Regions from separate parts of the Homo sapiens genome. Here region 1 is linked to region 2. Evidence: chromatin loops called from intact Hi-C (ENCODE). Cell type or tissue: CD4-positive, alpha-beta T cell. All regions are shown on one strand. Each heading gives the region's core, and the rest is flanking DNA. Links, peaks and the distances in the headings are about the cores only.

Region 1 (5,378 bases), core at 263-5,262, 580 kb before region 2:
CACTCAATCAGTATAGAGATGAGAATCTGCCCTCCAATAAATCTTGAGCTTGGGTGGCTTCCTACTGCCCTTTAAGCCTGTATCCCTCTACCCCCAAGTCTACCTCCTTGATCTCTGGGCAATTGAGTCTGGACAATAGTTACTCTCTCACCTCCAAATCTCGAGTACTGCACCACTTAGCAAATGCATCAGGTTTAAAAATCCTGCCACTTAACGTAGGCTTATTTTCTGTCTAAAATGTGCAGATGTTTAATTGTCTCATCTGTGAAATGATGACGAAAATAGCTTATCTGGTTGGACCAGACAAAACTGAACCTGAGCATTTCTCAAGATCTCTTCCGTCTCTGGAATCCATGATTCTGAGATATTTTCAAATATATGCACTAAAAATGAGTTTTTCTAAAACCAAATTGTGATTCATGTGAATTACTAACGACTGAACCAAATACAGCAGCTTATTTAGTTCTGGCCTCAGGAGAAATCTTTTTTTTTGAAACAGGGTCTTGCTCTGTCACCCAGACTGGAGTGCAGTGGCACAATCATGGCTCACTGCACCCTCGACCTCCTGGGCTCAGGCAATGCTCCCACCTCAGGCGATTCTCCCACCTTAGCCTCCGGAGTAGCTGAGACAACAGGCGTGCGCCACCACACCAGGCTAATTGTTTTATTTTTTGTGGAGATGGGGTCTCACTATATTGCCAGTGGTCCCAAATCCCTGGTCTCAAACAGTCCTCTCACCTCAGCCTCCCAAAGTGTTGGGATTACAGGCATGAGCTACCACTCTCTGCAGGAGAAACTTGTAATTTACTTTTAGGTGAAAAGTCTCTTCTCCACTAAATACTGCATAAAAATGGCAAGATTCTCTACTGAATATTAATGTGACCGTAGCAAACAAAGGAAGAGACTATAAAAGTCTGAAATGTAAATATGTGGCCCACTATTCCAAAATAGTAAATGTAACAAAAGGAAGAAAGTCAGCCTCCTCCACCCTAGTGCACCAGGCGGCCTAGGGCAAGCCACAGAAGTCAGCCCCTTACTTCCTTTCCCACCATCCCACCAGGCAGCATCTCTGCCTTTGCTCACATTCTTCCCTGAGTCTTCAGAGCTCCCCGTCCTGCTTCACCTGTGTGAGGTTTCCTCATCCCTGCAGCCCCCACAGCTCACATCTATTTTTTTCTGAAAACTTTGCATAGCCTGCCTGCCCTCTGGGCCGGCTGGAGGTCATCTCTGCTTCTCAGGTTCCCAGCCCCTTGTATGCTGTGACAGCACTCGCCACCCGCTCCTGATATGGCATTGCATGGTTGGTACGCACTTGTCTGTCTCTGTCACTGGACTTAAGTTTCTGGAAGGCCGAGACGCTCTCTGTCATCATTCCCATGGCCCTTACACAGGTTAGACATCCAATACATTTTTATGAAATTTAAATGAATTGAAGAAGGATGACAATTTTCCTATCCAGATGTGTATCTCTACCACAGATTATTGGAACAGACTGTAGTGCGAAAGTGGCAGTGACTTAGTCAATGTAGCCAGTGATTCTGAACGTTGGCACCATTGACATTTGGGCTGGATAATTCTTGGTTGTGGGGGGCTGTCCTGTGCCCTGCTGGATGTTGAGCAGCATCCTTGGCCTCTCCCCAATGGATGCCAGTAGCACTCCTCCTCCTCCTCTTCCTCCCAAGTTATGATATCAAAAACACTGGCAGTATCCCCAGTCATTGACAATGTCTCCTGAACTACCCCTGGTTGAGAACCACTGATGCAGGTGATTCCCAAAGGAGGCTGAGAGAAAGTACCAGACATGATGCTCAGTGATGTCCTACACAGTGTCCTGACTCCTAGAGTCACCGTCATTTTAACACAACAGTGCACAGCAGCCACTTACACCTCTGGCCAAATATTTCTCCCTGACAGGCTATCACAGTGCACGCTAGTCAAACACTGGAATTTTCTTTTCTTTTTTTCTTTTTTGAGATGGAGTCTCACTCTGTCTCCCAGGCTGGAGTGCATGGCAAGATCTTGGCTCACTACAACCTCTGCCTCCTGGGTTCAAGCAATTCTCCTGCCTCAGCCTCTTGAGTAGCTAGGACTACAGGCATGTACCATCATGCCCAGTTAATTTTTGTGTTTTTAGTAGAGATGGGGTTTCATCATGTTGGCCAGGCTGGTCTCGAACTCCTGTCCTCAAGAGATCCACCCATCTCGGCCTCCCAAAGTGCTGGGACTACCGGAGTGAGCTACCACGCCCAGCCCAAATGCTGGAATTTTCTTAAAGGAGGTGGGGAAGGAAGGAACTGAATAAGGCCTCATCCCCTTTGAAATATAAATACCTTTGTTTAGGAGGTTGTGGTCTTGGAGCACAACAGCTACTAACAGGTGCCTGGGGTCATGCCGGGAAACCACAAGGGCAAAAAGTAACAACAACAGCTGATTTGAGAGACATATTTTTCCTTAGAAGGTATACAGGGCCATCACTGCTTGAAATATTCACACATACAAATTCAAGGAAGGGGCACACCTATTTGGCACGAGCCCTGTGGCTGTGGTTAGAGAAGATTTGAATATTTTGAGTGTGCAGGAAGGTGAACTTCATGTATCTTTACCTTAGCTTCCTTAGGCTGGGGCTATCTGTCAGCTACAGAGCAGCCCACAGGCAGGCGGAGCTGTGATGAAGCACATTTGTTCAAACACAGCAAATGGTGTTTGAAAAAACCACCACTCTTGCTTTTTTATGAAGCTATTACACTCTGTCATGTCAGGGAGCTGAGCCCAAGTGATGCCCAAGTGGCCATGATAGACTCACACTACAGGGCCTGGGAGAGCAGTGGGATTGTTTTTTTTCCTCGTTGAGGCAGTAAAAGATTGATTTTTGAGGCAGTGACTGAGGCATTATGCATTAATGACTACGCAGGGATTTTCATTCACATATCACGCACTGACAGTGGAAACTGAAGCTGCTGTGTAAGGTGCTGGCTCAATGCCCTTCCATGACTCCTTCCTCATCACGTCATTTGCCTGCCGAGATGCCGGGGCCTTCCGAATCATGGGGTCGATTGAGTAAAGGGCCCATGGTTTGGTGCAGGGCATCTCAAGCCAACACACGAGAATAACTGATGCAGCTGCTGAGATGAGAAGGTCTGCCGCAATGCTAATAACTCCACCTGGCTGCTCTCACATTTGACTTCTTGTATTCAGATTTGGAGAGACAGCTGGGAGCCTCTGATGAGAAAATAAAAAATTTACAACAATAAGCAAGCTGTCCTCTGACACCAGGAGAGGAACTCGCTTCAGCCCTGGCAAGAATTGCAGCTGGACTTTGTGAGGCACTGTTTCATCAGATGCCAAACATCATAGCAAGGGCAAGAATGACAAGAATTACAGTTTCTGCCCTGATGCACAGGTACTGATGGAAGAGATATTTCTGTGTTGATTTTGCACTTCTCAGGGCAAATCTGCAAAATAGATATCAAAGGAGATGTGGGCACTGGGCAAGGAGCCACACCAATCAACCATATAGAGCAGTCTGGAGGAGTCTCTCCCCATCTCCAACCCTCAGTTTTTCCCACCTGTTAAACACAGGCCACAATGTCTGTGCAGCCACCTCGCAGTGCAGTTAAAAGAACCGGTTTAAACAGTGTTTCTTAGCTTAGAGTCAATGGCTGAACAGGTTGCAGAGGGGCTGTAAAATCCTGAAATTTGCATGAAGCAATTTTTCCATATATGTCCATGTGCATCTTTTTGAGGAGGGGTTTGTCGCTTTCACTATATTCTTAAGAATATAGTCACTCTTAAGAGGTTAAGGGCCACTGTTCTAGGTAATGTGTGAAGGTGATGTATGTGTCCTGTAATTGAGCTATTATCAGCAAGCTTTTTGAGGAAAAAGGGACACAGAGGAGCACTTATTATGTGTTAGGGACTGTGCAGGACACACAGAGAATAGAAAAAAAAATGACCCTGGCCTTCTGGAGCATATGATAGACTTTAGATATGAGCCCAAAACAGATTAAAAGTTAAAAGGAAAAGCTAAGTGTAGGCAACACAGGTGAAAGGTCAGAAGAATGTAAGTGCCCCATAGAAGGAGAGAAATGGACTTCCAGCTACAGTGGGTTTAGGGATGGACACAGAGCGAGGGTGGGATTGAGTACAGGGAAAGGCAGGCAAGAGCATCTGTGGAAGAGGGATGGCCGGTGCAGCAGAGCTTGCATGCTGAGTTGACACGCTCCATGCCAGAGACCCTTAGATTGGGACTAAGTGTCACCGAAGAGAAGGCTGCGTTCAACAGATAGTTCTCAGGGTGACAGTTCATCCCAGGTGCCCTCAGACCCACATGACCTGCTCTTGGTCCTTCAGCCTCCGCTCTGCAGATGGGGCTGAGGGGCCCACCCAGAGAAGCCCTGTGGGGGAGAACAGAGCCTGCCCAGGACAGATATTCTCCTCCTTAGGAGCAAGTCCTCTTGACCCCCATGTTCCAAGCAGGAAGCTTTTCACATGTAGACTTTCTTCCTGCTGTGATGCACAAAAGCAGCCTCTTGCCAGTTAACAAAGTCTGCTGGAGCCTCCTGGGGCCATGCCTAGCACATCGTTACCCGAAGCAGACTAGGCAAACAAAGCCCTAGAAAATGAGAAAAAATGGAAATGATTTGATATTTTAGAAAAAAATATTGAAGTGTTTATCGTGGGGAAAACTGGAACCCTGTTAATATTTTTACTAGTATTGTATGGCATGGCAGTTTCTAAATTCTGCATGTGGTGGGGCCACTGTAACTCTTTCTGGGCAGAGTACTCTGTGATGATTCTACTCAGACCCTGGCTCCACAGACTGGCAAGGCCGCCCCTTCCCAAATCAGCAAGTGTCCTGGACCAAATGGTCATTTCTCCACTCCTCTGGGACTCTGAAAGAGCATTCTCCAGAGCTCTTGGGATCTTGCCTTGGCTCTGTGGATGTAAAGATCCCAAAGTCTTTCTAGAATGTACTCTTGAAGACTGAGTTGACTCTGGAGATCAGTGTAGGATCACTGTCCCCACTTTGCAGCCCCAAACCCACTTCCCAAGGGAGTAATTCATTACCTGCAGTCCTGATTACTCAAAGGAAATGTCTAATGACGTCTGCTCTGCAGTACCCAAGGACCTGAGACCAGGACTCCTGGCCTCTTTTCAGAAAGAGTGGAGTCTGCCATTTCCTGACCACCGCCCTGTCCTCAAGGGCAGCTCATCTCCCGTGTTACATTCCTGCATGAACCCCCGCCCTGATCCTGTGACTTGTCATGTGCCACAGTGCCATGAGATTTGTGTTACTTTGCTTCTGTTCCTGAAAGTTATCAGTTCCCCTTTTCTTCCTATCACTGCCTGGCTGAATGATGAGGGTGCCTGAGGGGAAC
Region 2 (5,378 bases), core at 129-5,128:
TAAAGTAAACAAATTTGTTTCTGAAACTAAGAGTTAAATTTTTTTGGCATGTGCATGTAATTTAAGTCAGATTTAAACTTAGGTATTTAAACGTGTAACAAGCATAACTAATGATAATGTAATCCTTCAGCTTAATTTTTTTAAATCTCCTACTGGTCCTTAACATTCAGTAGAGCAAGTATCCTTTGGCCTTGATGAAAACTCAGACTGGTCCCACATCTTTTCTGCTCATTCTATGGTAATACAGAGACCTAAAGTCATTTTAAGTCATAAGCACATCCTCCAACAATCTCAATCAAACTTCAAACTCAAACTCTTTTCCTCTGCCCAAGCTGGGACCTGTTTAGGCTAGAAGACTACAAGAGTGTCAGGTATGTTTGGTTTCTCTGTTTCTCTATTTTCTCCCTCAAATCCCTGTCCTCCAGCCTTCATCCTCCAGGAGGCCCTGAAGGGCAGGACTCAAGAAGACCCCACACAGGAGACATTTGTAACTACCTTCCCTACCAGTCCCAGGAGGTCAGCACTCCCCCAGTGGTGCCACCAAGACAGATAGTCAGCCCACCTCTTTACCCCTGGATTTTCCAGGCATGCATCAGCTCCTAGGCCACTATGCTCCCCAGTCATGGGGGTAATGTTTTAAACCATCTGAATGGCCTTCAAACCCCCATCCCAACCAGGGTGGCAATGAAGAGGCAGCCTTCTCCCATGCTGGGGTGGATGGAGCTCACAGCACAGTTTTCTTCATACGTGCCCTTCTCACTAGACCCCCTTTACTCCCCTCTCTCAACTTTTATACTTTTGAAGCCAGTGAGGAGCTCCAGAGTCACTGAACAGAGAGTAGGGTAAGAGCAGAAGGGAAAGCTTCTCTTTGTAGAAGAAAACCAACTCCTAAAGAAAGAGGAGCTGATGGAATCAGGAAAGCACCGTCTCACAGCCCTCCTTATAAAAGCGGACACAGGCAGGGATCCTTGGTGGGTGCTAAAACAAGGTTGTGGGGGACAGGCTATTCACATAGTCTCAAATAATCACATTCTAGGTTATTTATTAGTTATAAAGTTAAAGAGGTACTGTCACAGGGGAGAAACCTGGCAGACATCACTTGAATCGAGTGATCAACCTGAACAGGACCAGCAATGGGATGCAGCAACCCTCCTGGGCCCTCGGAAAACAGTGTGGAAAATACTATGGAATAGTATGCAGACAGAAAAAAGAATGAAATCATGTCCTTTGCAGCAACATGGGCGGAGCTGGAGGCTATTATTCTAAGTGAAATAGAATCAGAAAATCAAATACGTCATGTTCTCACTTGTAAGGGGGAACTAAACAAGGGCTACACAAGGACATGAAGATGGAAATACTAGACAATGGGGACTCCAAAAGAGGGGAGGGTGGCAGGGTGGTGAGTCTTAAGAAACTCCCTATTGGGTACAATGTTCACTATTTGGGTGATCAGTTCACTAGAAGCCCAAAGCTCAGCATTATGTAATATACCCATGTAACAAACCTGCACATGTACCCCCGAATCTAAAATAGAATAAAATAAAAAAATTTAACAGTCATGACAATTAAATGTACTGCAGGATTCATGCCCCCCCCAAAAAAGCAAAACAAATAAATCCTATAAAGGACATTTTAGAAAATTTGAATATGGCTTGAATATTCTTGAGTATGATGATTGTGTTATGGTCATATAGAAGAATGCCTTATTCTCAGGAGATACTGGAGAAAATATTTATGAATGAAATGTCACAATGGCAAAGAACAAGAGAGGGAAAAACAAAGGCAAAATGTGGCACAATTTGGTAAATGTAGGTGAAGAGTATTGGGTGTTTATTCTTTCACCATTTCTATAAGTTTTTAATTTCTCAAAATAAAAAGTTGGGGGAAGAAAGAGCTATGGAACAAGCTCTTGCACACTTCATTTGAAAGTACAAATGGAGAACTGGCATCTCACTCTAAAATGTCATTTCAATTGTTTCTTGGTGTCTGGCTGAAACTTTGATTATTACATCTTCCAAGGTTTATATATTCCTAAAAGTGTAAACATATGTAACAACAACAACCTCAAAATATTTGTGCAGGACAATTACAATTTATAACATGTTTCCACTTATCTCATTTTGTCTTCACAACAATCTTGGAAATAGCTAGAATATTTTTATTCTTCCCATTTTACAAATGAAAAACTGAGAAGCTGAAGGTCTGAGCAACTCAGCCAAGTTTATATACCTAAGACTAACGCCCTCACCTTCTGATTGCAGACCTCATATTTTTTTAGGACACATATTAAATATTCAGGAGGGGGGTTAACAAAACCACTTACTCTCATTATTAATACTTCCTTTTGTACAGAAAGTAAGAGAGAGACTCGAGGGTATTTGTTTATCCCCGGCTGTCTGAGAATTTTCGATTACCCTGACACAGGTGGCTCTGCTCACTGCATTCAATCAGCATGCCAGTAAACCCTCAGAGTGTGTTGCTGCTAAGTCATGTTAGTCTCCAAGTCCTCTGCATGTCACTGCAGATCTGCTGCAGCAGATCGAGGAACTTACAGAAATGAATTCTCCTGAGATCCAGTCAACATCCCCTCAGAATATGGAGTTAAATTTTGTCACAACTCCAAATATCTCTCAGAGAAATGACAACTCACAGAAGGAAGTGCACATGAGTCATAAACCCACAGCCCCAGAATACTAAGCAGCTCTGTTTTTCACCTGACAGCTGGGGTGAGCAGAAGCACTCTCTGTTCTCCCTCTCTCTCTCTCTTTTTTCTTAACTAAAAACAACTTAAGGGAAAAAGAAGAAGAAGAAAAAAGCATCCTTTTGGAGCTTGGTGAAGTCCACAGACTTGTTGTGAGAAGGTACAATAGTCTCCCAAACATTTGGCCCACCTTGTTTTTCCTTTTTTAACTTACTGAATGATACAGATTGAATCTCTTCTGCCTTCGCTGTTGAGTAAAGATGTCATGAAAGAAAAAAAAGGTGGGGGAGGGAGGAGAGAAAATAGAGGAAGTAAACTGCATAGCATATAAGCATATCCTTCTTTAGAATCTTCCCTTCAAACCAGGACTTTATGGAATAAGGTTGGGAATCACTGATTTCCAAAGAAAGCGGAAAATACAACACCAGATGAGTACAATTGTTTTTCTGGAGTATAGTTTTCTTTAAAGCCAGCTCTTCACATATTTTCTGCAGCCTTGGCAATTGTTAACTTCTCAGTAGTTCTAGTAAAGGTAATTTCTCTAAAGCTCTTGTTCTTTCTATGGAACCCAGTTGGAAAAGATCATTTGTTAACCAGGGGCTCTGTTCTTATAGATGCATATCAGAATGATCCACAGTCAGAACTTTGTGGGCCTCTTGTTAATGCTGGAAATTTTTCAACAGGCCTGGAAGATTTGCCGGACCTGAGGCAACATGTCAACAACTGAGAGTGGTGAACTCTGTAATGTGCCTTTGCTGTATGACTTAAGATTATTCAGTTCTGCTCAAGAAAGAAAGTGAAACAAAGAAAGAGGATAAATGAAACTGGGTGGAGATGCAAGTAGCTTGTGAGACATAGGCAGAATTTATATGATGAGCATGGTAAAACTAAGTGGATTAGTAACCCCTGAGTCATAGTGGCCATCAACAAAGTAGAGAATGTGCATGCTGAACACAGATAGGAGGGAGGAATGGAAAGAGGTGATATTGACAACATATCCATATGCATACGACATCAAACATTTGAAATATACTAAATATAAATACATAAAATATGAGAACTTAAGTCTTCAGTCAGCCACCCATTGGTGACCCCCATTCTAGCCACAGAAATCCTCTGTGCAAGGAATGCAAATAGTCCTTAGCTGTTCATCAGGCCAAATGATGAGCTACAGGTCATGGCCAGGTGGGCTTGTCCCTGTGTCTTTCCAAGTATACTACTGACCCGGGCATCTTTTCCTTGCTGAGCCCCTTGCTGAAACCTCAGATTTGACCTATATAATCACACCACGGAGAAGGTCAATGTGGTAGATAGAGAGAACAGGTCACATGAGCACTGTGTGTCCCAAGATTTAAGTAGCTGGGTTCTTTCTCCTGCGTGAATTCTAGTGTAATTATTTTAACTGTCCCTATCTCTTCCCCTCTTTCTTCTCATAATGTGTTTTAATTGATTTGATAAACCATGTGACTCATGCATCTTAATTTGTTGTGTTAGCCTTCTTCTTTGAGACCTCTAGGATAACCTGGTAGTAGACCTGGAGACTACAATTGCATCAAGGTAATTTCCTGCATAAAAAAATTACAGCAGTACTATACAAACAGTAATAATAACAAAAATGGTAGCTCTAAATTTCGAGTAGTTACTAGGCAACATCCTAAGCATTTTGTGTATATTATCTCAAATAATCCTCACAATAACCCTATAGAGCAGATATTATTACCTACGTTCTACAGATAAGAAAACCAGGGACAAGAGAAGTTCAATAACTTGCCTAAGATCAATTGGCTCGTAACAGAAAGAGGATTTGAATTGAGGTCTGACTCTTAATGCCATACCTTTGCTATTTTGGAGGAGTCCAAGCTATTTTCCAAACCCCCTCCCCACTGCCCACCATTTCCTCCTATTAGGTCATCCTAACTAAAATCTACCCCCATAACTTCCTAGCCCCCTCCCATGATTAGTTTGTTTCTCCATTCTATTATCACCATCTAATGTAACTTTCTTACTAACTTTTTGTCTGTCTCCCCAACAAGAATGTGATTTTTCTAAGGATAGGATTTTTGTTTATTAACTTCTGCTTCTCCAAGTGCCCAAAACAGTGCTTAAATAGTAAGTATTCAGTGAATATCAACTGAATGAATGAGTTAATCCTATTATTGAGTTGTTTTTTTTTTCTAGAGACATCTTTGAAAATAAAGTCACAGGCACAAGATCACCTTTCAGGCTGAATAGATTAACCCTGGAAAATTTATGATTAAATCAGCTTAAAGGGCATAAAGAGTTTCAGAGCAAAATTTTAGGAGGAAAAAAAGGGCTATAAGAAAATTACACTGCCAACTCCATGGCTTGAATCTTACATGACTTCATCACAGATCCTGTGCAGCCCTGCAGCTTGGCTATCTCCATTAGATTTTCATCATATTATAATTTCAGGGCCTTGGACTTCTCCCATGATTACCTCTGAGAAGAGATCCAGAGAAAGGAGAGTTTTACATGCCTTACCTAGGGCATTCTAGAAATGGAGCTTACGTTTGTTTGCCCCAGCTGTGAGTGAGGTGCTGTAACCACATTGTTAACTCATTCAGATGGTGCTTTATGTTTCCTCTGTTTTCAGGTGAGGAAAGTGAGCCTCTGTGAGGATAGTAGCTTTTCCCAAGTGTACAGTCTGATAGGTAGC

The links. A loop is a pair of places that touch in the nucleus more often than their neighbours do. Peaks named below come from ENCODE experiments on the same cell type or tissue, not always from the same donor. Only the 100,000 strongest peaks of a DNase experiment are listed, where the experiment ranks them.
Region 1: a loop joins it to region 2, with 5 times the contacts of the local background. A loop is called at or near these places in 1 of 110 quality-filtered maps.

What each region holds. Positions count from the first base shown.
Region 1 is chr3:157,064,460-157,069,837 of GRCh38, reverse strand. No RefSeq gene overlaps it. Among named protein-coding and RNA genes, the nearest start is that of LINC02029, 15 kb to the left of the region's middle. RefSeq lists an enhancer at 5,064-5,193. In CD4-positive, alpha-beta T cell, for the core only: no CTCF peak of the experiment used is centred there; a DNase peak (open chromatin) is centred at 2,577.
Region 2 is chr3:156,481,758-156,487,135 of GRCh38, reverse strand. The region is part of intron 8 of KCNAB1 (potassium voltage-gated channel subfamily A regulatory beta subunit 1); the gene reads right to left. Among named protein-coding and RNA genes, the nearest start is that of KCNAB1-AS1, 38 kb to the right of the region's middle. RefSeq lists enhancers at 3,262-3,351, 3,382-3,641, 2,875-4,074. In CD4-positive, alpha-beta T cell, for the core only: no CTCF peak of the experiment used is centred there; DNase peaks (open chromatin) are centred at 2,675 and 3,525; H3K4me3 peaks cover 1,642 bases; H3K27ac peaks cover 3,177 bases.